2 separate regions of the Homo sapiens genome follow, and region 1 is linked to region 2. Evidence: chromatin loops called from intact Hi-C (ENCODE). Cell type or tissue: PC-3. All regions are shown on one strand. Links, peaks and the distances in the headings refer to the core of each region. The heading gives the core; the rest is flanking DNA.

Region 1 (15,457 bases), core at 4,050-12,049, 57 kb after region 2:
CTCAGGCTGCAGAACTGTGAAAAATGAGTTCCTGTTGTCTACGAGCCACTCAGTCTAGGCATTTTGTGATAGCCTGGACTGACTAAAGCAATCCTAAAAGACATGGAAGTAGAAGGGGTGTGTTATGAAGTAGTTAATTCTCCACCATGGAGCTTTCCAGTACAGGGGGACGTGTGTGGTGGAAGGGAGTTGTGCTTCAAGGGAGGGGGGCAGTGGCTAATTTCTCACATGTCTGCCACCTGACATGCCGCAGCCCCTTAAATCAGGGGTAGTTTGGGTGTGGCCTGGCAGGAGGGCTGGGGCGATGACCTGTGAAGCTTCCAGCCCAGCTCTGAGCAGGGCCTGGATCACCACAGGGAGGCCGGGGCTGAGCTCTGAGATGGGCAGTGAAGCATGGGAGGGAGGCAGAGGAAACTGGGATTGGAGTGGAGGAGCCAAGAACAAGCGTGGAGGCAGGAGTGGCAGGTGTGGACCATGCTGGGAATACTCAGGCTAAGCCACGGGAGTGCAGGCTTTGGGAGGTGGGTGGTTTTGCCTCAGGGTGTCTCCATGTGCTCCATACACTCTCCCAGCAGAAGCTCTGAGTGTGCTTAACCTGCCACCAGCACCATGCCCTCTTGCTACAGCACCACCTCCTCCTACACCAGCACCACACCCTCCTGCTCCAGCACCACGCCCTCCTGCACCAGCATCACGTCCTCCTGCTCCAGCACCATGCCCTCCTGCACCAGCACCATGTCCTCCTGCACAAGCACCATGTCTTCCTGCACCAGCACCCCCTTCCTGCTCCAGCACCACGTCCTCCTTCTACCTTTAATCCCCATTGTGAGTCCTTACTTTCCCCCACTGTCCTGTTTAGAACAAAGCACTGTCGATCCCTATCATTCATGGATTCCACAGTTGTGAATTCACCTACTTTTGAAAATCCATCTCTAACCCCCAAATCAACCCTGGCAGCACTCTCACAGTCATCTGCAGACTTGCAGAGGGGTGAGAGATTTGAGCTCCCAGCTCAGGTGGAACAAAGCTCTGCCTGCCTTCTCGCACCCACGCTGTAAACAAATGTGTTGTTTTAAGGTCTATTTAGTGCTACTTTTTCCACATTTTAATGCTTTTTGTTGGTGCTTTTGCTGTTTAGAGTGGCCCACAAGCTCAGTGCTGATGTGCTGTGTTCCCAATGCAGGAAGGCAATGATGCGCCTTAAGAGAAAATATGTGTCTCAGAGAAGCTTCAAGCAGGCTGTGTTCTGGTGCTACTGGCTATGAGTGTTACCAATAGTATATATAATATAATTAATAGTATATATTAAACAAGGCATCTCTAAACAAAAACACAGATGAAACAAGGTCATGTACTGATTGCTGATGAGAATGTGACCAGAGGCCTGTAGGAACCTAGCCTTGTATTTCTCCTAGGCACTGAGGTTCAGCTGCTGATTTTCTGTTTATGGCATAACTACTGTGTATGATGAGCATGTGGACTGGGCTCGGTTTGGATCGGGCTTGGTTTGGACCAGCTTTCTTTATGACTTTCCACATTCTGCGCTGATAATTACATGAGTGCTTATTCAAATCTTTCCAGTGGCTGGACAATTCTCAAGGACATGGTCTATGGATGACAGTGGATGGAGGCTGGAGACAGAACCCTCAGTCTTGAGATCTTCATGACAGTCCATGAGTGGAGAGGGGAGGCTAGAAAGGAAGGCTCAGCTGTGAGTTACTATTTGGGGAACTGACAGGACACAGACTAGCAGTACAGGATTGGGCTCACTGGCTGTGAGCCCTGTAGCCAAGTTACCTGGGTTCAAGCACCGAGGTGGCACTTCCTGTTCCCCTTGGGTAGGCTCCTAAATTTATTTGTGCTTCACTCTTCTTAGTTGTAGATGGGCACACCTTGCTTACACGGTCATTGTGAGGAATTAAATGAGCTCATGAGTACAAAATACTGAACATTATGCCTGGCACAGGGACAGGGCTCAACAAGCCCCAGCTCTTAGCATCTGATGGGGAGGGATGGGGAGGAGCAGGAGATGCCAGGTCCCAGCCTGAGACAGAGGAGAGTCACTGAGGTGCCCTCGCGGGGAGAAGAAGCAGGGCCAGCGACATCGGCAGTCTCTCTTACCCCAAACATTTCCTTTCCCAGCTCATCAGCTGGAACTTCTCAGCATTCTTTTCGGCTGAAATTTTATTTCTGGACGTTCCTTGCCAGCACATCACCAGCTGTTATTTGCTAGAAGGAATCCACTTATGTAACTGTCGTCTTTGAAAGGGGATTGGAAGAGGGCAAAGGAGTCTGGGAGAGAGGGTAGAGAAAGTGGCCTATTTCCATGGTGCCCATGTTCACAGGGCTCTGGGGCACCTGAGCAGGGCTTTTATATTTGCGGGGGACTTAGCTCCATGTGAATTGCAAGAGAAGGACGTCTTACAAAAAGGGCACCAAAGTCTTTCAGAAGTTTGTTTTCCAGAGCTGAGTAGATTCCCCATGTGATGCTTGAAAGGGTGGGAGCCCCAACACTTGCAGGGCGCCCTGCAGCCCACATGTGGGGTCCGCACTGTCTGACTGGGGCAGGCGCCTGTGAGGGCAGGGCTGGTCCACAATGGGGATGCCGTGGTTTGAGGGGTGCTTCTGCCTTGGTCACGCATGGGCAGGGCCTGGAGCGGGGGCTCCATGGGCATGCGGATTCCCATCCAGTCCAGAATGACGTGAGTGAGAGGGGCTTCCCCAGAGCCAGCACAGAGGCAGGTTCGATCCCTCCACCTTTGCATCTGCCTCCTGTCCTGAGCTGGGGGAACGTTGACAATAATGACTCACGTTCAACAGACCGCTTCCCTTCTGGGCCCTTCAGGTGGAGGCCAGAGAGAAACCACATTGCCAAGGGAGCTTCGCGTGCAGGGGCGTGAGCTGGTCACTTACACACTGATCCCCTCTCCCCAGCACACTGCTGGGTCACAAGGAGCTGGTCACTCACGGATTGCCCCCTCTCCCCGGCATACTGCTGGGTCATACGGAGCTGGTCACTCATGGATTGACCCCTCTCCCCGGCATACTGCTGGGCCACATGGAGTTGGTTACTCACACATGGACCCCTCTCCCCAGCACACTGCTGGATTACACGGAGCTGGTCACTCACGGATTGACCCCTCTCCCCGGCACACCGCTGGGCCACATGGAGCTGGTTACTCACACATGGACCCCTCTCCCCGGCACACTGCTGGGCCACACGTCCCAGGTCCTTTATGGTTAGACATGGCTGCATCATGGAAAATGGGCAGAGTGAACATGTTTTGCTTTGGGGACTAAGTCCTTAAGAAGCACTGGGCCTCTGCACACTCTTCCTCCTTTCTTGCACTGGAAGCACGAGTGAGTCCACCACATAGGGCAGACGATGGGATTCACCCAGGTCCCAAAGTCGCCACCTCCTGCAGCAGGAACTGCCCTCCTTGCACTCCTGCTTGAACAAGAAGTGAGCTTCTGGTGCGTTTGGCCCCAAATGTATTGAGCGGTCTGTTGTGACCACATGCAGCTGACTGTAATCTGTAAACCCACTGTGCTAATTGAAGTAGATTATTTTTGCTGGCTCTTCCAAGTAACCAAAACATCTAGTTTCCCCAAACAGAGATTCATCCAAAATTTTGGTCAGTTGTGCCTCATAGTGTATATTAATAACTAGTAGTTTAAATGGGGAACCACATCTGCTTCTGGAATCTTACCAAGTGGGATCTTGGAGCAGGTTATGCTGGAGGAAGCATGCGTCACTTTCTGTTCGTGAAAGTGAAGTGTGAGGAGGCCGCCATCATCAGCCAGGGCCCCTGGGGCTTCTGAACTTACATTCTGCCTCAACAGGCTGGAGTTTCTAAACAGTACGAAAGACCCCAACGAGTTGTCACCCATTGCAGGTCAGCTATTAATGAATTGCTGATGACTAGCACTTGCTCTTTTATAATGAGCATCACTAGCATATTCACTGATGTTGTAGATCTCATTGTTCAAAAGGAAGGTCTGTGAAGGGGTCTGCCTCTGGCTCCTAAGGCGAAGCTCCTCTGTGTGTGTGTGTGTGTGTGTGTGTGTGTGTAAGAGGTGCAATTTATGCAGCAGATGTTGGAGCCCCGACTGTGTCACACACCAGGAAACAGCAATGAAGAAGAGATGCACCTGCCCCATGGTGCAGAGGATTCTGCGTGTCCCAGCCTCCAGCACCGAACCACTGAAATTGTTCGCATGAGGCATCTTACCTGGTAAAGGGTTTTGTGTTCCCAGCACTCCCCTGGTCCTGCTCTTGGCTGTTCCTGGTAGCAGCTGGTTTCTGGGATAATGGCTCTGCCAAGCAGACATCATTCCCTCTATGGAAGTGCGAGGAGCATGATTTGAAACTCGATGAGGGAAAGTGATCTGTGGGTGCCTCATTTCTGGTAAGAGGCTTGTGATGGCTTATAAATCCATGATGGGCTGAACTGTGTCTCTTCCAAATTCATAAGTTGAAGTCCTACACTCCCAGTGCCTTAGAATGTGACTGTATTTAGAGATGGCGTCTTTAACGAGGTCATTAAGTCATACCGAAGTCAGTAGGTTTGGTTCTAATTCAACCTGCCTGGTATCCTCATAAGAAGAAGAGATGAGGACACAGACACACAGAGGGACGACCATGTGAAGACCCTCGGAGAGAGGGCTCAGGAAAAGGGAGCCCTGCTGGTACCTCGGTCTTAGAGGTCCAGCTTCCAGATTTGGGAGACATAAGCTTCTGTTGTTTAAGCCTCACTGCCCGTCCCTCCCATCCTCAGGGCTTGTCATGGTGGCCTGAGCTGACTGATACAGGGTCCCATTGGCTTGTTGCTCTGACACCACTTTTCACTACCCTCTCCCCACCGTCCCACCCTTCTCCAGCCATGCAGATGTTCTTTCTCTCCCTTGAACATGTAGGTAGGGTTGGCTGGCTGGCTCATCTGCTTGGAATGTTCTTCCCCAGACACCTTCACGTGGCTGTTCCTTCACTTACCTGCAGTCTTTTCTCAGAGCCGCCACTCCATCCCGTCTGCTCTCCCTGCTCTTCCTCCATGGCTGCCACCACCATCTGCTTATTTATTCAATTGATTTCTCCCACAATAATGGGGCTGACCTTGGGGAGGGACTGTGCTCATTGAGGAGTGCCTGGTGCCCAGCCCACTGCCTGGCTGGCCTAAGAGGCTTAGCAAATGTTCATCCAATGAAAGATGGAAAGAAGACGCTGTCCAATGGGAGGTGTGTGATCCTGGCCATGTCCTCCCACCATTACCTACAGATCTGGTGGGGATAGTGATGCTCACTTAGCCTAGTGGTTGTGAAGATTAAGTGGGATGGCACGCCAAGATCACCAGTCTTCTTATAAGCATGCCACCTTCACCTGGAAGATGGAGGTTGGGGACCTTGAATGCAAGGCTGTGGCATTTCTGGCAGAGATCGGTGGCCTTCTGGACATTAATATCTGCAAAGCTTGCCTGGGAGCTCCACAGGAAGTTCTGACCCATGGTCACCTACTCCATTTTCTTAGGGCTCATGGAAAGCCTTCAGCAGTATCCTCTGTTGATAGCTCATCCCACTCTCTGCTGACCGCCAAGGTGCCTTTCATCTCTTCTCAATCCAATGCAGATTTGAACATTGCGCCCCTCCATTTAAACCTTCAGTAGATCCCTCATTTTCTTAAGAGCTAACTCCACACTTCCTCCTGCCCTCTCTGGCCCACAGTAGCCGATGTCCTCCAAGCTCCAGAACCCTGGTGTCCACTGCTCCTCTGTGGGACCTCCGGTTCCAACGGGCCCCTCTCCTCAGCACTCTGGGGGACCCTCAACGCCATCCTCTGTTGATGCCACTGCTCTCACCTCCACCTTCCTAGTGTCCTTTCCCCTCTCTCACCATCCCCTCCATCTGCCTGGTTCCTTGCAGCCTTTGAGGCTCAGCTCAGGGGAGACACTTCTGTCTCCATGGTCTTCTGTGCCTTTGCTTCTGTCTTTACCAGTGATACCACTTGCCACCTCACTATTGCTTTGCAATATCTCCAAGTGTTGAGTAGTTTGAGGCCCAGGCCACATAGCCTGCAAAGCTGGAAGTATTTATTCTCTGATTGTTTACAGAAAGCATTTGCTCGCCCTGATCTGGAAGGTGACCAAGTGACGAGCCTTCAGTGATCCGTCGTGAACACTTATCTCGACTGTGTGTTTGGTGAGGGCTTGGTGGAAGGTGCTTGTGGCTGCAGCCTTTGGCGAAGACACAGATTCCTCACTTATTCGAGGGCAGATCTCTGTGTAGTAGAGAGGTAGAAGCAGGAGGTGCAGAGGGGCCACTCTCCATGGCCCCAGGCAGACAGCCTCTTCTCCTTTTCTCTTCCTCTCTGTTCATATCCCCAGTTTTCCTAATTTGGGCCACATCACTTTCTCCTGGCCCCTGCCAGCACATGGGTAGTGGCAGGTAGGCAGGCAGATCTCAACTTTTGCTCTAAAAAGCATCCCTCATACACAACAATGGCACCAGTGGGGAGAGGTGCTCCAGGAGGCAACTGATTTTGCAACCAGAGGTTATTTCTTTTTTTCTATTTCCAGTTATCAGAGAAAATATGGATTTGCTGTATAGCTTTGATGTGTCAGAGCCTGTAATTGTGATCAATTTCTGTGTAGCAGATTAACTCAAAACCCAGCAGCTTAAAACAACAAATGTTTAACACCTCACACTATTTCTCTGAGTCAGGAATTTGGAAACAGCTTAGCTGGTAGTTTTGTTCTGGGTCTCAGGAGACCGCAGTCAAGAACTCTGACCAGGGCCATGCTCACCCGAAGGCTTGACCGAGGCCAGAAGGCCCACTTCCGAGTCTCACTCTCAGGACTACTGGGGGGAAGCCTCAGCTCCTCCCTGCAGGCACCCACGACAGGCTGCCTGGTGCCCTTGATAAGGCAGCTGGCTTCCCCAGAGCGAGGGATTGGAGAGGGTGAGGAGAAAGCTACAGTGCTTTTGTGACCTGGTTTTGGAAGTGGCCCAGGATGACTTCCATCACATCTGTCGGTTAGAGGGGGAGTCATTAAGTCATGCCTACGCTCAACGGGAGGGTCTAAGCTTCCCCTCCTCAATGGAGAATTGTTTGTGGACATCTTTTAGAACCACTCCGGAACTAAATAAATATGACCAGCACGTGTGTTTGTGTGTGTGTGTAACTGTGTGTGTGGAGCTTATATCTGTGTTTGTATATGTGTGTGTGGTGTGTTGTGTGCGCATTTTGTGCACCTGTGTTGTATGTATATGTGTGTGGTTTGTGTGTGTATATGTATGTGTGATGCGTGTGAATATATGCGTGTGGTATGTTTTTGGGTGGTGTGTTTGTGTGTGTGTATTTTGTGTGCATGTGTGTATATGTGTGTGGTGTGTTTGTACATTTTTGTGAGTGGTGTGTGGATATATGTGTGGTGCATTTTTGTGTGCATTTTGTGTGTATGGTTTGCATGTGTGTGGTGTGTTTGTGTGTGCATTTTGTGCGTGTGTGCATTTTGTGTGTTTGTGTGTGCATTTTGTGTGTGTGTCTGTGTGTGTATTTTGTGTGTGTCTGTGTGTGGTGTGTTTGTGTGTGCATTTTGCATGTGTTTGTAGTGTGTTTGTGTGTGTGTTTGTGTGTGCATGGTGTGTGGCATGTGTGCATGTGTGTTTGAGTGTGCATTGTGTGTAGTGTGTGTGTTTCTGCATGCATTGTGTGTGTGGTGTGTGTTTGTGTGTGCATTGTGTGTTTTTTTTGGTGCATGTGTGTGTGCGTGTGTGTGTGTGTGTGTGTGTGTGTAGCACTGGCCACGCCGGATACTGAACTATGCATTGAGGATGCAAACGTGATCTCAGAGGAGCTGGTGAGATCACTGGGCCCCGGGGTGTACAGTCATGCACCAGACAGCAGCACGCGGTGGCTCTGAGTTCCAAGATAAACACACGAGGCTTTAGAGGAGAAAGGTCACCACGGCTTGGCGTGTTCCAGGAAAACTTTGTGGGAGGGAGTCAAAGGCGCCAGTGACCACTGACTGCCTTGGGCAGGGTCCCGCGGGAGATGGAGTGTCACTCAGGGCTAAGAGTTTAGGGTGGGGGGCCCTGCAGAGGCCAGCATGGGACCCTCCAAGCCCCTGTGGGATGTGGGAGCAGCAGGGTGGAGGGCAGGAGCCAAGTCTGGATGGGGTTATCAGGGTCATAGGGCCTGGCAAGGACGGGGTCATAGGGCCTGGCGAGGGCAGCGATGGATGTGGGGCTGTGCTGCTGAGGCTGCAGCCACCGCCACAGGGCCGCTGTGATCGTGGCCTCCCCACCCCCAGGGTCCTGCCTGTGTCCCCAGTGGCCAGCCCCACATAGCAGCCTGAGGGCCTGGGTGCAGGCTCGGGGCAGGAGAGGCTGGGAGAGCAGGTCTCGCCCCTGCAGACTGGGGTATCACCTTAGAGGGGGCAGCAGCTCCCAGCCAGGAGGCGGCAGCAGGGGTGGGCCTCAGGGCTTTGGTGAAAACCCCCCGGAAAAGGATTCCTGGAACCTGAGACAGTCCCAGAAGCGTTGCTCAGGCCTCCCCCTGCCGTCCTGCTCCATCCATGGGTGTGGGGTCTGTGTCATTCTTTATTTGGTGATGACTTTCCAGGGATGCGTTGCAATAAAAATGAACCTGAATGTAACAAAACATCCTGAATCCAGGCCTGAGGTGGGGGTGGAAGAACTCCCCTAACTTTGATCTCATGCTGCTTATTTTTGTCTGAGGATCTGAGACCCTTGAGAGAAAAATTTCCTGGTAGGGTGTCGTCCAGACCTAGTTTCCCTTTCTCTTCAAAATTGTGCTTCATCTTGTGAAGGCTGCACTATGCTGTCCGCGGCACGCTCCACCTGCCTGAGAGAAGACAAATGCCCAGGCGGGGCTGAGGGATGCTTTGCTTGTTCAGGACTGAGGGGCCACAGAGACGTGTGGCCATCGGGGTTCAGCCAGGGGAGTCGCGGTGTGGGCTAGGGCTGCTGGGGGGGACCCGGTGCCCTGATGGCCCAGTGTGGTCCTGCTCCAGTGCAGGTGGAGAAGCCACCCTCCCCAGGGGCATTGTTCACATAGGATGCCTTCATGGTCAAAAGATGCCTGGGTCATATCACCAGGTGCCCCCCATCACCAGGTCATACCACGTAGGATGCCCTCATGGTCGAAAGATGCCCTGGTCATATCAGCAGGTGCCCCCTCCACCTGGGAAGCTCCAGGAGCTCTACTGCATTCTTTAGGAGAGCCAAGCGTGTAAATTTACCTGCTTCAATCACATCAGCGTTTTAGAAACCAGGATATGTGGAGATGCAGCTCACTTAGCTTCATGGAGCTTTGGTGTCTGCCCCCGTGCCTGCCCGGGCCTTGCATAGAGTAGGGCATCAACAACGAGGTCTGGAAAGAAGGATGAGTAGAGCTTTGGCGGGGCGGGGGTAGGGGGAAGCTGAGGGGGCTGGGAGGAGGGGCATCTGTTCTCCGAGAAAAGACCAGGCCTAACTCCAGTTGCTGGACTTCCTTCCAGAGCACAAATCGAAGCGGATAGTGGTGCACAGAAGGAGCTGATGCTGGGTGGGGGCAGACCCCACGCTTCTTCCCGGGATCTGAGGCCGTAGTGGCCCCAGAGCAGCTTGGACTTGCGGCCCCTGAGGGACCCTTTGTGCAGCGTGGCATGAACAGCATGGATGGTACCAACAGCCCATTGTGTCAAGGAAGAAGCCAACAGATAGCCCTGCAAGGGGCAGCTTTTAGGTTGGTGGGGACCCACTGAGCCAGCTGCAGCTTTTAGGTTGGTGGGTACCTGCCTGTAGCCACCCCTCACTGAGCTCTACACCTCAGCTGCACCTGCTATGGTGTATGAGACCCTGGGCTCAGAGCAGGGAGGGACATGGCCCGTTGGTTTCCAAACCCAGCTGCCTGTGCATCCATCACCAGGAACTGGGAACAGCATTCCAGCTGCTGATTCTGGGCCCTGCCAGTCTGAAGTGGGGCCTGGCCATCAGCATTAGAAATGGGAGTCCCGGGCAATTGTGATGCAGTTGGTTCACGGACTGCGACTTGGGGAGCCACTAAACTCATCCAACAATCTCATCTCATGCGTGGAAAAACTGAGGCTTGGAGCAGTTGAGTGATTTGTACAAAGCTGTGCACCCAAATGCTGCCTGCCCTGTGTGTGCTCTGTCCACCGCCCCTTAATCCTTGTGGCCAGTGCCACCTGGGGCAGCTTTGAGTTTCCATATGCATGGCCTGGGCATTGCAGGAGGCCATTGGGTAGATGAAGCTGGTGCTTTAGAGGCCTCACCCATTTCATGATTTGTCCCAGGTCCCCGGTGGGTGAGGGTCAGACTCAGAGTCTGACTCCAGACGGTCGGGCTCACCACCTGTTGAATTCACTGGCTAGCTACGGGACGTCGGGTACCCTCAGCTGCACCCAGTGGTCCTCCTGAGAAACCCAGAAAGCCTGTGATCATTGCAGTGCCCAGGGAGGCCTCCTCTGGTTGTTTTGCTGGCTGGGGCTGTTTGTCTCACGGTGGGTCCGCCCGTGGTCGCTGCGGCTGCCATTGGGGGTCCTGCAGGCCCCATGGGCTCCATTTGGAAGCACTTGTTGTTTTCTAGGCCCGACACCTGGTATCTGTGTGCACTGCGGTGGCCAGAAGCCGTGGAAGGAGAAGATATGGTGAGATGGCGGATCTATGCAGTTTTGTTCTTTCTTGGGTCTGAAATTTGGGCAAAAGGACTCTTAGAGGCGTTGGAGCTAAGAACAGCCAGGCTTGCAAGGCCGCTGGGTGGGCCTCCCTCTGTGATTCACCAGCGTCTCCCTGGCTCTGTGTGAAGCAGCCAAACCGGTTTTCTTCCCTGGCCGCACCACGCTGACTCCCTCTGGGCCTTGCTCCTGGTGACGGGGGCCCTCCCTGGCCAGCTCAGCCCTCCTGCAGGGGCTCCCAGGGCCCTTTCCTCCGGGAGCGTTCCTCGGTTCAGCGGGGCCTCATTCATGCAGTCACTCAGCTGTGTGTCCAAAAATGCCTGTGGGGCGCTCCCTACATACCAGCGTTGAGGCTCTGGGCACAGGACAGGAATCAAATCCCCGACCTCACGAGGCTGCTACTGCTGCTTCCCGATCCCAGCTCTGAAAGACGGGCTCTGCAGCCCGACAGGGCATTGTGCAGCGCCTGTCCGTCACCATCCTTCACATAGGCTGGTCTTCACTGCCCAGCCGGAGCACCAGCCAGGGAAGACGGGGACCCCGCCTCTGGCATTTGTGATGGCCTGGCAGGTGCTTATGGGGAATGGGTGGAGAGAGTTGGCTAAGCCTGATATGAAACCTCTCTCTCTTTAAAAAATCGATATGACTTCATACCTTACCACACGCACGTATTAGTAAGTATTGGGAAAGAGTGAAAACAGAAGTCTTTATTTTTTAATGGGACATGATTAAACTTTAATGGCCAGTGACCTCATGAAATGAATGCCATGCAATGCCATTTACTCATCTAGGCTTGTGCATACCTTCTGGGTATTAGAAAATTACATAATTAAGTATAGATTACCACAGACGTGTCATTATGCATTTTATTATTCTTTAGAGACTTAATAGTAATACTCTGTATTTATATGTGCTTTTCATCATGTTATCTCCAATCGCTTTACAAATATTATCTCATTAATCCTTTGCAACTGTTCTGTGAATGTCTCTATTTAATAGATTAAAAGCCGCAACCTGAAGCGATTAAGTGACAAGTTGAACATCCCATTCTTCACTATGCTACAAAGGCAAGAAGGCAGGCTCACTGCCCTTTCCACCTAGAGAGGACATCTTCTTTTTTCCTTTTTTTTTTTTTTGAGATGGAGTCTCACTCTTGTCACCCAGGCTGGAGTGCGGTGGCTCGATCTCAGCTCACTACAACCTCTGCCTAGTGGGGGTTCAAGTGATTCTCCTGCCTCAGCCTCCTGAGTAGCTGGGATTACAGGCAGGCACCACCACACCCAGTTAATCTTTGTACTTTTAGTAGAGATGGGGTTTCACCATGTTGGCCAGGCTGGTCTCAAACTCCTGACGTCAGGCTATCCACCCACCTTGGGCTCCCAAAGTGTTGGGATTACAGGCGTGAGCCACCATGCCTGGCTGACATCTTCTAATTATTTGAGAACTGAAGCTAAAATCTTGTTTCCCAAGCTCACGTGAACATCAGTAGAAATAAAACTGTACATCGTAGAGTAATCAGGGTTGCAGATTTTCTGTGCCACCCCCATGCTGAGAGGCTTTTCTTTGCATTTGAGTTCTAAGAGAAAACTGTAGTTCCAAAGAGAAGCAATTCTTTAAATGTCCTAATCCAGTGGTGGGAGATTGGCAGTGTGGGCTTGGATCACTCACAAGCACATTTGCTGTGTGTCTGTGCTGTGCTCGTGTTTGTGGATGGCGGCTGCGATGCCCGGGCAGGCTGGTACTCACGGACATCGAGACCAATCCCTGAGCTCCTCCTGGAGATGAGTGTCATTGGGAAGGTTTAGGCCTCATTTCTTGAGGGTTTGTGTGCTTCAAGCTCACCATCTTCATTCCTCGTAACAAACCCCGCGGGGCAGCTGCAATGCTCCCCATTCTACAGATCAGACAGCACAGGCTGGAAACACGAGGTGATTTGCCGAAAAAGTCACACCACGGGCAGGCAGTGGAACAATGAGGGCCATGCTCGTCTGGTGGATCCCAAGTCCCAGGCAGCCTCTAAGAAGAGAAGGGCCCTGAGGTTTAAATTAATTAGAAAACATGCAAACATTGACTCATTTAGAAAAGGGCTTTTTCTTCTGAAAAAGTGAAACATTTTCTATCAAGTTAATAAGATAGGATATTAGGCAGAATAAAGGTTTTCATTTTCATGAAACATTCCAGCTTGGTTAAAAAAATTACTAGGATCTTTGTTCTTGGGAATATTCTTGAATTTCTTCCACTTTGTTTTGTTTTGTTTTGTTTTGTTTTGTTTTTTGTTGCCCAGGCTGGAGTGTAGCTGTGTGATCATGGCTCACTACAGCCTTGACCTCCTGGGCTCAAGCAATCCTCCTGCCTCAACCTCCTGAGTGGCTGGGACCACAGGCACACGCTGTCAACTTTCCACATCTGATGTGGTTTGAATCTGTGTTCCTTCCGCAAGTGTCATGTCAAATTGTAATCTCCAGTGTTGGAGGTGGGCCTAGTGGGGTGAGGGTCATGGGGGTGGATTTCCTTCTCCGTGCAGTTCTTGCGATAGTGAGTTCTCGTGAGATCTGTCTGTTTAAGAGTGTGTAGCACTCTCCCCCCTTCTTTCTCACTCCTGCATTTGCCATGTAAGATGCCTGCTCCCCCTTCCCCTCTGCCATGAATAAGAGCTCCTTGAGGCCGCTCTAGAAGCAGAAGCCCCCGTACAGTCTGCAGAACTGTGAGCCAATTAAACCTCTTTTCTTATAAATCACTCAGTCTCAGGTTTTTTTTTTTTTTTTTTTTTTTTTTTCCGGAATCCCGCTCTGTTGTCAGGCTAGAGTGCAGTGGCGTGATCTCTGCTCACTGCAACCTCCGCCCCCTGGGTTCAAGCAATTCTCGTGCCTCAGCCTCCCAATTAACTGGGACTACAGGCATGTCACCACGCCCAGCTAATATTTGTATTTTTAGTAGAGATGCAGTTTCACCATGTTGGCCAGGATGGTCTCGATCTCTTGACCTTGTGATCCACCCGCCTCGGCCTCCCAAAGTGCTGGGATTACAGGTGTGAGCCACCGTGCCTGGCCCCGGTGTTGTTTTATAGCAACGCAAGAATGGCCTAATACAACATCCTAAAATGGCTCTTGGTGAACACTCATGTCACAGAAGTTCAGAAGGGCCGTTGGCATCTAACCAAGCATTTCCCAAGTTATTTTCCTGAACAACCTCATCCTCTATAAACCCAATAGCCCAGGACAAATGGCAATCGGAAGTCAAAACCCTGGGCTGCGAACTGAAACCCTGGTGCATGGTAAGCATGCATTAATGATTCAAAATAAATAAATGAGATACTGGGGATTCTTAGTAGTCCAAAAGGCATGTTTTCTACCTAAATATTTCTTGTTGATTCTCTTCAGCTTTCCTGTCATGAAAATGGGTGAGAGCCTAGGGTTACTGAGTTAATCTCACTGGGGTTTGTAAATTATATCCGACCCTGGGAATGAGTACTATGGAACTGGAGTATATTTATGTGTAATTATCATTCATTTGCCCTTTCAGCTTGATGGTGCAGGACACAGTAAATGCATCAGATATTTATTTAATGGGTAATTCATGGTGGGGGCTCTTAAAGAAACAAATTACCTAACTAATTGGTGGAAGTTTGACTTCTTGGCTTTTTAAATGACTATAGTTACTTTTGATAACATTAAGAAGGCAGCACCTATAATTTAACCTTCCACTGAAAACCATGTTGGATTGGAAGGAGGCACGTGGTCAGTGCAGAGCGGCTCCCTGCGCTGAGATGACCGGATGAGGCGGCAGGTGGTCTGTTCTCTTCGGTCTGGGGACAGGAACATTCAGCGGCCAGCTGGGAGTGCTGCTCCTGTGAGTTTCAGGTCAAAGAAGGACCCACAGGAGGTGGCAAGGACCCGGGCAGGAGGAGAACTGGGAGAGGGCGTCACACTCGCTGAGTGGAAGAGCCAGGCCCGTGGGGAGCATGTGAGCCTGGGCATCTCCACCTACTAGGCTTTGACTTCCTCGTCGGATCAGTAAGCAGTTAGATTCTGTTAGTGATTCCCAGGCTTGGATACCGTCTACTGGGACATTCAAAACAAATGAACAAATGAATTTGCTGACTAACAAGCTGGCCTCTTCTCTCTCTTTTATTGCCGAGGACATTAGAAAGATCTATTTTTTTTCTTAATTGTTTTTGTTGTTGTTTGTTTATTTGTTGTTTGTCTGTTTTTTTGAGACTGAGTTTCACTCTTGTCACCCACGCTGGAGTGCAATGGCAGGATCTCGGGTCACTGCAACCTCTGCCTCCCAGGTTCAAGCAATTCTCATGCCTCAGCCTCCTGAGTAGCTGGGATTACAGGTGCCTGCCACCACGCCCAGCTAATTATTGTATTTTTAGTAGAGGCAGGGTTTCACCATGTTGGCCAGGGTAGTCTTGAACTTCTGACCTCAGGTGATCCACCTGCCTCAGCCTCCCAAAGTCCTGGGATTACAGCCATGAGGCACCATGCCCAGCTAGCTTAATTGCTTTATAAACAATAGAACATTTTAGTATCAAAAAGGAAACCTTCAGAATGAAGACAGTCCTTTAAATTTAATAATTTGGGTTTATGGAAACATTCACCTCTACTGTACTTATTGTGCTCATTTCCTCCATGAAATCTTGACCTAGTCCAAGGACGACCGTTTGGGAACCCCTGGCCCAGGCGATCCTGTGGGGCCCTCAGTCACCCACTGGCAGGTCCTCTGTGTCTGGGGGTCAGTCGTGGGCAGCCCTGGCTGAA
Region 2 (15,457 bases), core at 4,210-12,209:
GGTTGCAGTGAGCCTCGATTGTGCCACTGTGCTCTAGTTTGGGCAACAGAGCGAGACTCTGTCAAAAAAAAAAAAAAAAAAAGAAAGAATAAAGAAAGCCTATGGGACTTATGGGACACCATTAAAGGACCCAATATGTGCATTATTGGACTCTCAGAAAAAGAAGACGGAGAGAAAGAAACAGAAAGCTTATTTTAAAAAATAATTGCTGCAAACTTCCCAAATCTTGGGAGAGATATGGACATCTAGACCCATGAAGCTTAAAAGTCCCCAAGCAGGTTAAACCCAAAGAAATTTTCACCAAGACACATTATAATCAACTTATCAAGTCAAAGACAAAGAGAGAATTTTGTAAGCCGCAATAGAAAAGTGGCATGTGTTAGTCTGTTTGTGTTGCTATAAAGGAACAACTGATGCAGGATAATTCATTTCCTTAAAAAACAGGTTTCTCTGGCTCACTGTTCTGCCGGCTGTATAAGAAGCTTGGCACCAACATCTGCTCTGGTGAGGGCCTCAAGCTGCTTCCACTCATGGTGGAAAGCAAAGAGGAGCTGGCATGTGCAGCAACCACATGGTGAGAGAGAGGGGAGGGAGGTCCAGACTCTCCTTAAACAACCAGTTTTCATGGGAACGCATAAAGCAAGACCTTATTCATTACCATGAGGGCAACACCAAGCCATTTGTAAGAAATCCACCTCCATGATCCAAACACCTCCCATTAGGCCCCTCCTCCAACACTGGAAGTCAAATTTCAACATGACAATTGTGGGTGGGTGAGTGAGACAAACCAAACCATAGCACCTACCTTACAAGAAACACTAAAGGGAGTTCTTCATTGGAAACAAAAATACTAATTACTAATATAAACCATATGAAAATATAAAATTCAGCAGTAAAGGTCAATATATAGTCAAATTCAAATACTCTAATACTGTAATGATGGGTCTGTAAATCTCCTTTAACTCTAATATAAAGGTTAAAGGCAAAAATATTAAAGCTAACTATAGCTTACTTAAATATTAAATAATTAATAATTAAATAATTAATAAAATTAAAGATAACTATACAGTATTTCCTTAATGGATACACTGTCTAAAAATTTTGCACTATGTAAATTGTGAACTCACAAACATGTAAGGTAAGGAGGGAAGTGAAAGTGTAGTTTCTGTATGTGATTGAAGATAAGCTGTTATCAGTTCCATATAGATTTGCACAATTAGGTTTTCTGTAAGACTCACAGTAAACACAAAGCAAAAACCTATAGTAGATACTCAACAGACAGAGAAAAGTAACAGCAAACCACTACAAAAATTTATTAAGTCACAAAGGAAGAAGCAAGAGAAGAACAAAGGAAAAAGGAAGTACCGAACAGTCAGAAAACAATTAACAAAGTGGCAATAGTGAGTTCTTACCTATTAATAATTACTTTAAATGTAAATGGATTAAATTTTCTCATCAAAAGACATTCAGTGGCTGAATAAATAAAAATATAAGATCTAACTATATGTTGCCTACAAGAAACTCATGTTAGCTTTAAGAATATGCATTGGCTGGAAGTAAAGGGGTGAAAAAAAATCGCATGCAAATGGCAACCAAGGGAGAGACAAAGAAGGTCATTATATAATGATAAAAAAGTCACTTCATCAAGAAGCTATAACAACAGTAACTATTTATGCACCAAATTTTGGAGCACCTAAATATATAAAGTAAATGTCAACAGAACTGGAAGGAGAAATAAATAGCAATATAATTACAGTAGTGGGACTTTAATACACTTTCAACAATGGATAAATCATCCAGACAGAAAATAAATCAGGAAACAGTCGATTTGAACAACATCATAGACCAAATGGACCTAACACACATGTTCAGAAGATTTCATCCAACCTACTAATTTTTGTTTGCTAATTTTGTATTCTGCAACTTTACTGAATTAGTTTTCTAGTTGTAACAGGTTTTGTTTTTGGCAGAGTCTTTAGGGTTTTCATTATACGAGATTATGTCATCTGCAAACAGAGACAATTTAACTTCTTCCTTTCTGATTTAGATTATTTCTTTTTATTACCTAATTGCTCTGGCGAGGACTTCCAGTGCTATGTTAAATGGAAGTGGTAAGTGTAGGCCTCCTTATCTTGTTCCTTTATAGAAAAAGCTTTCAACTTTTCACTGTTGAGTATGATATTAGCTGTGGGTTTCATATATATGTGTGTTATCACACACACACATACAATAGTAACTATATGAAGTGATGATATGTTAATTGTGGTGTCATTTTATAATGTATATGTATATCAAACATTGTGTTATATGCCTTAAATACATACAATTTTTATTAGTCAATTATACCTCAATAAGTCTGAAAAAAGAAAATCATCCCCAGATTTATACTTTGTGCAAATTCAAATATAGGGCTTATTTAAATTTATGTATTAACCATGTTACTCATATAAATGACACCATTGAATCTTCTTAGGGAAGAACATAGTTTGGGTATCCTTTTCCAGTTGAAGCTGAATCCTCACCATCCTTTCACACTTTTTTACTCGATTTTCTGTATGATCTGTGCGAGGCATTTGTGTATCACTAGAGTAAGGGGCACTCATAAAAGCTACTCAGGGTACCTGATACCTGAAGGTAGCCAGCTACATCATTGGCTGTGTCCCTGTCCCATTAGCATGGCTCAGCACAGCCAGGACTGAAATCCAGCATGGCTTATGCCTAGGCTAAGACTTGTGCCATGCTTCTAATTATGGGCTTCCCTAGTACAGAGTGAATTGGGAAAACAAAAGGAAAAGGAACATATTTCCTAGGAGCATTCAGTTCCAAGGTAAAGATCATCTACTTTTCTTGGAGAGGGAGTTAAAAAACTGCCAAGGAGGAATAGCCACTTTTTGCTAGCTTTAGACTTGGATCTTCTCACAGAAGTCCATGACTTTGCTGAGTAATAACCTGGGAGAACTGGGAATTGTGGGAGCCCCCAACAGAACAAACCTAGAGTCTTGTATGGCGTCAAGATCTCTGGCAAGCTGGCCCAAGCCTACCTTTCCATGGTCTCCCTGGCCAGTCGTTCCTTCCCATTCTAAGCCAGCTGCAGGGTGCTGCATGACTGCCTTCACCATGTGACATCATGCTTTCTGGTCTTTGTTCTTGGTGTTCCTGCTGTTATGTCTGGAGGGCTTCTGGTCATCCTCCAAGGCCATCTCCACCTCCTGGCTCCCTCTGCAAACTGCCCCTTGCCTTCCTGCTGGGCCAAAGTCCCTCCTGTATGTTGCAGGGCTCTCTAAACATGCCTCTGGCTGTGCCCCTACCTGACCAAAGCTCTTAGAGGTCTTTCTTACTTATCTTGCAATCTTGACAAGGAGTTCAACATGCGTGGTCCAGATACTGTACAAAACACTGGGAGGCACAGAAATGTCTGAGGCTCCTTATGTTATTGATTCTTGGCAGCATTTTCTAGTTTGGTCTGGAAAGTTCCACTTATAAAAGGAGTGCACATATTGCTCAGTGGTGGGTCATCTTCTGGTCAAGAGTCACACAACACGGGGGGGTAATCTTGATGAAAAGTAAGAACAGGGGATATTGGCTAGAAGAAACGGTGTGAACTTCCATCGCTCACAAGGCTTTATCCCCAGGAATGCCACAGTACATATGCCTGGATAATCCACAGCAGGGTGAGGGTGCTTCTGCCTCAGTGGGCAACAGTGGAATAAGCACTAGAGACTGACTTGGCTGCTGAGTGTCTGTGTGACCTTGAGGAAGTCCTGCAGCCTTTCTTGGCCTCAGTCCCCCCATCTGTTAAGTGAGGGTAAAAGATTTGAAGACCTTCAAGGTCCCTTCTTGCTATAATGTTTGTGATTGTTGTTGCTTAGGATTTTGGCAAGTAATCATTTGAGCATTGAAAGCACTTTAGTCTTGAAAGCTGTACATAGTGCTCCAACACCCCAAAGTGCTCTAAAAATTTCCACTCTTTGGATCTGGATCAAACCCCGAAATATCCTATAACCTGCTCCTCAAAGTGTGGTCTGAGAAGTAGCAGCATCACTGGGAACTTCTCGGAAATGTGGAATCTTTGTCTCACCCAGACCTCCTGCATCAGAATCTGCAGTTAAACAACACCCCAGGTGGTTTGTGTGCACGCTAAGCCCCAAGGAAGGTCACAGATGAGAACTTTATTTTTCTATCACTTGTCTGTACATCTTCGACCTTTGCTGCTGCTGTTACTGTGGTTTGAGCCCAAAGCTGGATTGGGGTCAGAATGATCATGACGAGCTTCAGCCTACATGAAGGAAAAAGTGACTATGCTCCTTCCTTTGCAGGCGTTCGTTCACGGGAAGTCAGGGGAGAAGTGAACATGGAGGGCAGTCTAGGGGAGAAGGAAAGGGAGTGAGATGTCCCGACAAACACTGTGTAATCGCCAGTGTGTATGAGTGTGTGTGCGTGTGAGTCTGCATATGGATGTGTGAGTGTACACTTGTGTGAATGTGTTCGAGTATGTGTTATGTGCATGTATGAGTGTATATGTGAATGTATCTGACCATGTGTATGTGAGGGTGTGCATGTACGAGCGTATGGGCATATGTTCATGTGAGTGCATGCGTGTGTATGAATGCATGCACATGTGAGTGTTATGAGTGTGACCATGTGAACGTGCACGTGTGAACATGATTGTATGTCTGAGTATGTAAGAGCATGTGTGTGTACTTGTGCATCTGAGTGTACACTGTGTGAGTGTAAATATGTGGGCGTATGCCATGAGTGTGTGCACATGTGAATGTAAGCATGTATATGTGTGAGTGTATGTGCATGTGACTGTGAGTGTATAAATGTATGTGTGTGCTAATATGTGTGGGAATTCGTGTGGTATAGCTGTGTTAGTGTGAGATTGTGTGTGCATATGTTCATGTGTGAATGTGTGTGTACATGTGTGAGCTTGTGTGCATGTGTGAATGTGAATGTGTAAGTGTGCATGTGTATATGAATGTGCATGTCCATGTTAATGTGTGTGCATGTGTGTGAGTGTGTGTGTATATATGTGTGAGCATGTGTGCATTTGTGTGCATGTGTGTATGCATGTGAATATGTGAGTGTGCATGTTTGACTTGTGCAAATGTGTGTGTGCATATGAGTGTGCCTGTGTGAGTGTGTGCATATGTGAGTGTGTGTTTGAGTGGCAGGGGCATAAGCGTGGGGCAATGGAACTAGTAATAATGAGTAGTTACCATGTGTTGAGAATCACTGCCAGCCAGCCACCAAGCCAAGCACTTAGCATGAGTCATTGTCTTATTCCTTTTTCCCGGTCAGTGGAGTGACTGTGTGAGTTAGTGGACAGTGCTGGACTTTGCCTTGGGGCAATCACTTAGCCACGCTGCCCAAATTTTTCCCATACCAGTAACAGAGGATTCTTGTGAGGATTAAATGAATTAATCCAGGAAAACCCCTTAGCTAAGAGCCTCACATTTTAAGTCTTCAATAGCTGCTATAATTATTCAATTCTTAAGGAAACCCTGAAGGGGTTATTGTTATCTTTATTTCATAGTTGAGGAAAATGAGGCTCAGAGAGACTAAGTAACTTTACCCAAAGCCACACAGCTAGGATGAGGAGGAGTGGGGATGTGAACTCAGTCCATGTGACTGTAAAGCTACAGTCCTTCCATACTTCTCTGAAGAGGTCTATCTCTGCATCTGTATCTTCATCTGTATTTGTAATCTCTGTGTCTGTATCTATGTCTGTAACTGTACCTGCATCGATCTGTAGCTGCATCTCTACTGTATCTATCTGTATCTGCATCTGCATCTATATATATCTCTGTCTCTGTAATTGTATCTGCATCTGCATATGTATCTATCTCTGTATCTGTATCTGCATCTGTATCTGTATCTATCTCTGTATCTCTGTCTGCATCTGTATCTGTATCTGCATCTGTATTTGCATCTATCTCTGTATCTGCATCTGCATCTATATCTGTATCCATCTTTGTATCTGTATCTATGTCTGCATCTGTATCTGTCTCTGTATCTGCATCTGTATTTGCATCTATCTCTGTATCTGTATCTGCATCTGTATCTGTATCTATCTCTGTATCTATGTTTGCATCTGTATCTGTGCCTGCATCTGTATTTGCATCTATCTCTGTATCTATGTTTGCATCTGTATCTGTGCCTGCATCTGTATTTGCATCTATCTCTGTATCTGTATCTATCTCTGTATCTGCATCTATCTCTGTATCTGTATCTGCATCTGTATCCATCTCTGTATCTATGTTTGCATCTGTATCTGTGCCTGCATCTGTATTTGCATCTATCTCTGTATCTGTATCTATCTCTGTATCTGCATCTATGTCTGTATCTGCATCTGAATCTGTATCTGTATCTAACTCTGTATCTATGTTTGCATCTGTATCTGTATCTGTATCTGCATCTGTATTTGCATCTATTTCTGTATCTGTATCTATCTCTGTATCTGCATCTGAATCTGTATCTGTATCTATCTCTGTATCTATGTCTGCATCTGTATCTGTATCTGCATCTACATCTGTATTTGCATCTATCTCTGTATCTGCAGGTCTCTGTATCTGCATGTGCATCATCTGTATTTGCATCTATCTCTGTATCTATATCTATCTGTATCTGTATCTGCATCTGTATTTGCATCTATCTCTATATCTGTATCTTTCACTGTATCTGCATCTGTATCCCAGCTTCTCTTCCTAAGCGCCCAATAGCAGAATCGTCTGCTTCTCCTTGTCCCTATCTCCCTGAAACTTGGCTACCCTCGGCTCTCCCCAGGGATGATGTCTTTGTTGCTGATCCCAAGAGTGGGTCTCTTCTTCTGTACCTGCCTCCGTTTCCTTGGGGGTTAACTGGGGCAGAATCACAGGGACCAGTCCCTGGGTCATCAAATGGTAACCGGGTATCAACAACAAAGCAGTGTAGGATGAATAGTGCCGAGCCCATGATGAAGAATGTCATCAGGCTTTCAGGTGTCTTCTCTGTGTATTGGGAAAGTGTCTGGCTCCAGGAGCACTGATGCTTTGAAGGCTTCTATTTTTAGGCAGCCTACTGCCTGTGAGGTCTAAAACCATCAGCGCTGAGCTCCTGGTCATCTGAGACCCCAAGTGGCCTGGGCAGTGACTTCTGCATGGGAGATCTGAACACAGCTGTACCTAGGAGTTAGGTCTCCTTTGGTCCAAAGGAATGGGGATGAAGGAGAGAGTGTATTCTGAATGACCTCATCCTGCTACCAACCTTTAGCCTCCAAAGAGAAAGCTGACGTCTGCTCATATTTGCAATCATTTTTCCTCTTTCTTGCAAAACGGCCCCTTCTGCTGGGAGAGCATTTGGCAGGCAGCCCGCTGCGGGCTTGCCAAGGCACGGTTTCATCATTGAGAGTATTTCTCAGTGCCCAGCGAGGGGGCAGTGAGGGATTGGCCCCTTGTGAGTGCCTCCCTGGGGGTAATTCCAGTACACTGGGTGCCTCTTGAGGTGCCTCCTCCAGTCCTGGGTGAGGAGACGATGTCAGAGACGAGGGCACCTGGTGCAGCTCTGCAAACACTGCAGAAGCAGCAAAGAGCTGGCCCCTGTCCAGTCATGAAAAGGGCTCTCAGGGAGATCACTACCAGGCTTGTCTCTGTAGATAAGTGAAAATCACGGTCATGCCCACTGAGCAGATATGCCCTGGCACGAAATGGGGAGGGAGGCAGGGCAGGGACGGGAACAGGAAAGGCCCCAGGGCCAGCACCAGGGTGGCATGGCAGAGCTCTGGTCCTCAGGAGACTGCAGAAGTCTGGGTCCTCTGTCCAGGAGGGGTGAGGTAGAGATGCACACCGAAATGGTGGCATTGCACAGGAGCCAGGCAGCTTTGCAAGGTCGTAATGACAGTCGCGCGTGGCTGCTGACAGGAATTACAGTGGAATTCACATTCTGAGTAATAGTTCCAATTTTGTAAGTGCATTTCTCCTGCAGGCTGGCTCCCTCTGCATGCCCTATAAATAGTGAGTTGTTAAGCATGTCACTCTGCTCTGTCGCACAGGTCCCTACTGCTGACACAGGCATGCAGTGAAGAAGGGTCAGCCACACACATTCCCGGAGCTGCCCAGTGTCAGAATTCACTCTCCATTCTTCTCTGTCACTGTCACCACGGCGATGACGTCGTCACAGTCATCTTTCTTTTTATTGGAGGCACTGTCCTTCCCATTCCAGGCAAGGGACACTTCCCCACATCTCTTTCTTACTCCACCCAAGATGGGCATCATCACCCACCTCAGTCTACACATTGAAGATCAGGTGTTCTCAAAGACAATGATCAATTAACCCCAGGAGTTTGCAGATATCAGCACATATTTACTGAGTGTTGAATAGTTAAGATAGGGGGCTAATTAATAAGGGTGCCTTATTCTCACATATTTGCAATTGTATATCTCATCTTCATTTAGAATCTCTTTGGGAAAAAAAATTCACCATGTCCATATGTAGAATGTTGAAAGCTTTGGGTCATATTTTTACTTAGCGAAAAGAATATAGAACATTCTTATCCAGTCACCTGTCATAGGATTAAGAAAACATGCTCCACCCTGCTGTGGCTCAATTTCAGCAGTATTGATTTTATTACTCATACTTTATAAATGAGAATGCTATTCTTAAAGAATGCAAACATTTGCTTTGTTGTGCTATTGTCTCAGCCCTGCATAAACCTCTCACTCTTAATATATGCCCATCGATTATTATTCTTGTCATTATTTCACAACAGGAGGCATTTTAATGATGATTTACAGGGTTACATATTGTTGGACCATAAACTTCTGTTTGCAATTAAAAAAAAGTTAAATGCAAACTTCAACTTGAAAATAACTCTTAGGTTTAGCATGATGATAAAATGCAAAGGGTGCTGCCTGCCCTTCCAGAGGCCATCGGAGACCTGCACGTCTTCCTGGCAGACGGGGATTGTTGTCTCTGCTCCCCAGGGCTGACCCTGACTTTGGAGGGCTTTGCCTTATCTGTTGTCTGGACGGTGCCATCCTCAGCGCTCACAGGTGATCCTTTCTGAACAAGCTGCCTGGTGCAGCTCGCTGGCGCCTCTGGTGGCTGCACCTGGGAGGCCAGTCCTGGTAAGCCGTGGGGACATGGTTTTTCCCAATTCAGCTAACAGAGGCTCTTCATGTTATGGCCTTGTCTCCTCTGATGGCGCTGCACGAGTCCTTGCACTCAGAATGACACAAGAAAACCCACAGGGAAATGAGCTATGGCTCCAGACCAACCTGCTTGAATTCCAGCTCAGATACATCCATTTCCACATCTGTAAAATGGGATTCCCAGCAAGGACCTTGCAGGGTCACTCCGACATGTGCATGACACCAGGCAGGAACACCCGTGGTCAGGGCTGCCCAGCAGACAAGAGGTGCTCCCGGTGTGTGGGGGCTGCTGGTAGATTGTCCTCCAACCCCCTTGGAACCTTGGACCTCCCCGCCGCCCCTTGCCTGTTCCTCCCACAGAGGCCTGTCCCTCGGGGAGCTTGCCGGCCTCTAGGCAAGGGGGCCAGGCCCACCTTCTGGGTGCTGCCTCCCTCATGCTCAGAGTCACTTTCCTTTTCTGGGGTTGTTGCTCCTTCCAATACCTTCATCACTGCCTTGAATTTTGTACCCTGGGGCTTTGTGAGGAGAGGATGCAATTTCCCAAAGCTTTTCAGAGTAAACAACTCAAAATAGATCAAGGTCCATCCTTGGCTTTTTTTTTTTTTTTTTTTTGACAGAGTCTCGCTCTGTCACCCAGGCTGGAGTGCAGTGGCATGATCTTGGCTCCCTGCAACCTCCGCCTCCCAGGATCAAGTGATTCTCCTGCCTCAGCCTCCCAAATAGCTGGGATTACAGGCACGTGCCACCACGCCTGGCTAATTTTTGTATTTTTAGTAGAGTTGGGGTTTCACCATGTTGGCCAGGATGGTCTCAATCTCTTGACCTCATGATCTGCCCACCTCGGACTCCCAAAGTGCTGCTATTACAGCTGTGAGCCACCGCACCTGGCCCATCCTTACCTTTTTATCCTTATCCAGAACTGCCATGGTCCCTGGACTCCTTCAGCTTGGAGGGGACCTGCCCGGCACAAACTCCCGGCAGCACTGCCCTGTGAGGGCAGCTGGTGGCCCCGTCCGGCCTGACCTGCACCTTCCGCCCACACATCTCAGTGGCGGCCTCCTCTGCACTCTGCACCCTTGGGTGTCCAGAGCTGACTGTCATCCTAAGACAGAATCCAGCCCTGTTCACAGGCCCCTGGGAAAACCACACACACAGGTTACCCCAGGAGCTTGCAGACTTCATTAAGACACAGCGGAGGAGGCTTCTGGGGCTCATTAGCTTCACCTGTGCTCCCCTTCCATCGTGGTCTCCACAGTGCGGCCCTGACTGCATCCTCGACGCCAGGCACTCACCAAGGATTTTTGGGGAAGCAAGTACAGCTCCTTTCTAAGAGCAATTCTGTGCTGTGAATTCCCTGACATTTCTCCGGTCTGCTGCATGCACAGTGGCCACTCTGTCTCCTCGCAGAGTCGGTGTGGACCTTCTAGTCCAGGCCCATGCCCCCCTCACACTTGTGGCTGTGGTTTTTTGTGTGTGTGGCAGAAGGGCACATTTCACACCAGCAGGCAAGAATATGAACCTACGAGTTGACACATTTAGAGTTGTGTCTGCTTTCTTCAAAAGCTGTCTCCTGTGGGGTCCGCTCTAAGGAAGGAAGATCTCTTGGTTGTGTAGCTCCAAATCCCTTCACTGCGTCTTCTTCCTTCTTCGTTCCCGACCCCGAGGCAACAGCTTGTCCTTGGTAAGCATCATTCTCTGGGTGCAGCCCTGCCCTCACCGTGCTGCCATTCTCTCTCCTTTCTCTTCTGTTCAGTTCCAGCTTCAGCACCAGCTCTTCAGGAAGGCCTTCCTGAATGATCCCCCATTATGCTAGCTTTTTATTAGGATAAAGGCTAAGATGCTGTCACAGAAACCTTCACATGTGGCTGCTTAAGTAAAAACAGGAGTCATCTCTCTTCCACATCATGCTACAGAGGCTCTGCTCCTTCAAGACAGGCAGGGCTCCAGGATCTCCCAAATGGGGCTTCTGTCCCGGGTCCAGCGCGCTTATTCCTAACAATTTCCTGGCCATAGGAAAGGGGGCAAGGGAAGAAGGGGACACATGAAGAAACCCCAAAAACCAACAATGGCCTATTAAGTTAGTGATACAGAGGTTGCCATTTTTCTTCCTCTCATAGCCCATTGGTGAAAGTTGCATGGCCAAACCTAGCTATCCAGGAGGCTGGGAATGCAATCTCTGGTTAGGCAGCCATGTCCTCAGCTAAGACTGGAGGTCATGAGGGAAATCCTATTATTAAAAGGAAAGGGAGGTCGATATTGAGGACCATACACAGCCCCTGCTACACGACCCTGAGTGGTTCCTGCTCAATACACTATTGCACAGAGGGTGAGAGCATGAGAACATGTCCCGAGGTTTCAGGATGCACCATTAGGCTTTCTTCTCTCCAAAAGAAAAACTGGCTCCACCGTACTTTCTCCTGGACAGACTAACCAGCTAACGGGCCTTGCCAGATCTCCTTCTGCTGGAGTGGGCGGGAGCTTCCCTCGGGTGGCCCTGTCTGTAGCATGGCTCCCTGGTTGCCCATGGCCCAGAGGAGGTGCAGCTGGTGCTCCCTTGGACCTTGTTGCAGATGCTTGGAAGCCGCTGACTGTGGCTAGATCTTAGCAAGGGTTCTGAGCTGGATGCCACCCAGGCCTTGGCTGACTTCTGCTTTAGAGTCCTCCCCATGAAGCCCTCCTCATCATTGTTCCCTTCCCTATTCTCCCTCTGGGATCTGTCATGGCCCTGTGAGCAAATATCCCGACAGCCCCTGGTTGGACCTGTTCATCTGTCCAGCTCCCTGGGCGGTCTGCCTCCAGCCATCACCATTCTAAGAATGTCAGCATGTTTCAATAAACAGAAACTCTCATGTCCCCTGGGGAGGATGCTACGCCTGCCTTAGGTCCAGCCCCACTGAGAGCAGAGCCCAAAATGAGGGTTTGGGGAACATATTTATGAGGGAGGTGACCCCAGAAATCAGGAGCGAGGGCGGAGGAGCATGAGACTTGGGAGGAAGAGCTGGGAGGTCACTAGGGCTCCTGCCGAAGGCAGTCTGGGCTTTGCTTGGAGAAGCCAGGAATGATTCCCAGAACTGCCTCCAGAAGGAAGGGAGGCAGGGGCACTGATCCACAGCTACCCTCCTCTTTAGGGAGAGGGGAACCCCTGGGTGTTAGTTTCCTCTTGTTTTCGTGTGTGGCTTGCTTCAGGCAAAAGAGCAGAGAGGGCCCAGAAGACCTGGTGGAGGGCGAGCAGCCTGGTGCTGTCCAGCACAGCCTCATGGAATCAGAGCTGCCCAGCGTGACTTATTGTAGTAATTAAGCTGAATGTGATTCTTTTAATGAGAGAAGTTGATGTTTAGAAGTTGCCAACCCGTTTGCTCGTCCCCTGCAGCATCAGATCCTGCTGAGAGCCCAGCGAAGGGGAATGCAGAAACACACCCATAACAGCGCAGGTCACAGCGGGTGGCAGGCGGCGAGATGGTTCAACAGATTTCTGCAGGACCTGACGTGGATGGAAGCCGGTCCAGGCGGCAGAGTGGGGGAAGCACAGCCTTGGACGGAACGGGAGACTGGGTGTGGCTGCTTCCCAGGTGGGGCAGATCTGAGCTGCAGGTGTGGCCACAGGTGTTGTGGGAGCAGCGAGTGGAAACGGAGGGGTCGCCAGTCTGTCTTGGGGATGCTCCTGGCTCTTCCCCTGGCCTGTGGGTCTGCCTCCCATCCCCGGCCCACTGCCAGCCCCAAGTGAAATGCAGGTGGCAGGTTTGCAGGAACAGGATTTTTACCATAGACATGGACAGACTTCCTGTGGAATTTCAGGATGCCTTTCCCAGCCTGGCATTTTTGGGACCCCGGTTTCAGGGGTGAGCTCCTTGTGGGCCAGTCGTTAAGCGCCACACTTGCACACAAAGTACCTGGTTAACCAATCAGCCCATTCAGGAGACAAATGGCAGGAAAACAGGTCTGTGTCCAGGTAAAACCCCCATTTGCCTTCCTAGAAGTCCACCTAATTCTCTGTCTTAAGTATTAATGACATAGAATCATAGAATCTTCAATACATAAAGAAGACCTACTAGCAGCACAAAAGAGGAAGATCAGAATAAATAAGGATAACTACCCCAGACAGAAAAGAAACAATTCTGGGATTGTAAATTAATTTCAAAATGAAATATTTTGAAGTATTCTTCAAGCACGTACTGCATTTGAAAGAAAGAACAGATATTATGAAACCCTGAGAAAGAATATTCAGAAATAAAAACAAAAGGATTGTAAAACAAATCAAAGAGGAGTTGGGAGGTAAGTTGAGGAAATTTCCAGAACACAGAGTAAAATAGGAACTATGAGAAAAATGACAAAAAACATAAAAGATCAATTCAGGAAAGAAAAATATCAGACTGCAATATTTCTTGAAAGAACAGAGAAAAAATGGACAAGAAAATTATCAAAGAAGTAATATATGAAACTTTCAAGACCTGAACAGAGACACAAATTTTCAAAATAACAGGAACTCACTGAGTGACCAGCATGATAAGTGAAAAAAGACCTGCATATCTTGATGAAATTTTAGAAAACTAAAGATAAAGAAAAGCATAGAGGACCTTGCAAGGAGGGGGAATTGGGCCATCCACAAAGGGATGAAATTCAGCCAGTGTTTTCATAAGCAGCCGCATCAAGGTCAAGTATGATTCAGCACAAGGGCAAGGTGAACGCATTTTGTTTCTGATAGGCCTTTGCTGAAAATGCTACCTGAGGATATATTTCAGAAAGTCAATAAAGATAAGGTAAGGCAAACAAGAAACAGAGGCACTACCCTGGGAGTTCAGGGAAAATGCCTTCAAGAATGATGTTATACTGTAGCCTCAGAGAGCAACAGAGCCCAGTTAGCACACGAAGTCAGTGGGCATTAAGAGGACCCCATAAAACAAAACTGGATTATGTCATAGATTGAAAAAGGAGCTGGGAGATAGTAGTGGCATGTGGAAGAAGAAATGCTTCTTCTCTAACATAGTAAGGTCTGTCAATTGGGGAGCTTTTGGCTGCAAGTAACACATCATCTGCCTGAGAGTGGCTTAATCCATGAGCGCATTTATTATTCACTTAACAGAACTCCAGAGACGGGTCATCTCTGAGTTGGCTCAGAAGCTCAAAGACATCATCAAGGACCTGGCTATTTCCACTGCACTGTTTGGCCATGCTCAGCACGAGGACCTTTTGTTCTCCAGCTTGTCACCTCATGATGAGCAGGTGGCTCTCATATTTTCAGGCACAGTGTACCCATACTGCATTCAAAGGCAAGAAAGGAGCAATGAGGGTGGGTGGAGAAGGTCTTTCCTCTTGTCACAAAGGAAAAACTTCCAGAACTTTCCGGCAGACCTTTTCTTAGGTCTGTTTGGCCACAGGAGGGTCCTATGTGCACCTCCAGCTGCCAGATGGGATGAGAAGGTGCGTATCTGGCAAAATGAAGCAGAATGGTTATGATTGGCTTCAACTTAAAATAAATGGGTGATGAGGCCCCACTCCAGGACATCTTGTCCAGCTGGCATGGAGTGGCACTTGGGCATGTGTGGTCATATAAAGTTTCCTGGGTGATGCTAATCGGTAGATTTGAGACCCACTGACTGGACTATTTGTGACTCCTGAGGCTGGCATATTGTCACCTGAACAAGTCAAGTTCTGTTTAGCCAGAAGGAAGAGGGAGGGCATACCAGCTAGGCAGGACTAATAATAATGTCTAGGAAAAGCCCCAAAACAGTACAAAAAAGCCATGTTCCAGGTAGGAAGATGATACCGAGAAACTGGTGGAGCACAAGAAGAGGGAATCCATTCAACTCTGATGCTGGGACCCTTCTCCCTTGAGTGGCAGAAGATCTTAACATTGGATCTATAGAGAAAAAAATTTTACTGTACTACTTGGCCCTGGAAGGAACAGTTTTATACAGTCATAATCACATAAATGCATTCATTCTTTTTAAAAAATTATTTTTCTTTTAGAATCAACCTGGGAATAAAGCCCGGAAGACTTGGTTGTGGCTTCAAGATAGAATGCTGTTGATACGATTCCCCACAATGAAAAGGTAAAGTGATAACTGATGGAAGTAGGGTGGCAGAAGGAGAGCCAGGAGGGCAGAGGAAGACTGCTTTACTGCCACCCTGATGCACATGGTGGAAAGCCAAGAGATACCTTTAATGTCGGTGGAAGAAATGGAAAATATCATCTAAATTTGCAAAGGTAAGTAATAGAAAAAAAAAAACACAGCTGGCACCTATTGTTCAAGGGGTAGTGAGAAGTGTGTAAGTGAGGAAAGCTTCACCTTCCTAACCTGCAGTCAACAGATAGTTTCTAAAGCGGAGAC

The links. Hi-C counts contacts between places; a loop is a spot of excess contacts. Peaks named below come from ENCODE experiments on the same cell type or tissue, not always from the same donor. Only the 100,000 strongest peaks of a DNase experiment are listed, where the experiment ranks them.
Region 1: it touches region 2 in a loop (4-fold over the local background); 3 of 110 quality-filtered maps call a loop at or near these places.

The regions. Positions count from the first base shown.
Region 1 is chr7:155,911,316-155,926,772 of GRCh38, forward strand. No RefSeq gene overlaps it. Among named protein-coding and RNA genes, the nearest start is that of SHH, 110 kb to the left of the region's middle. In PC-3, for the core only: no CTCF peak of the experiment used is centred there; DNase peaks (open chromatin) are centred at 6,136, 7,906, 8,566 and 10,826; H3K4me3 peaks cover 660 bases; H3K27ac peaks cover 1,781 bases.
Region 2 is chr7:155,853,665-155,869,121 of GRCh38, forward strand. No RefSeq gene overlaps it. Among named protein-coding and RNA genes, the nearest start is that of SHH, 49 kb to the left of the region's middle. RefSeq lists an enhancer at 15,017-15,457. In PC-3, for the core only: a CTCF peak has its summit at 9,104; DNase peaks (open chromatin) are centred at 5,287, 7,337 and 8,597; H3K4me3 peaks cover 1,151 bases; H3K27ac peaks cover 1,655 bases.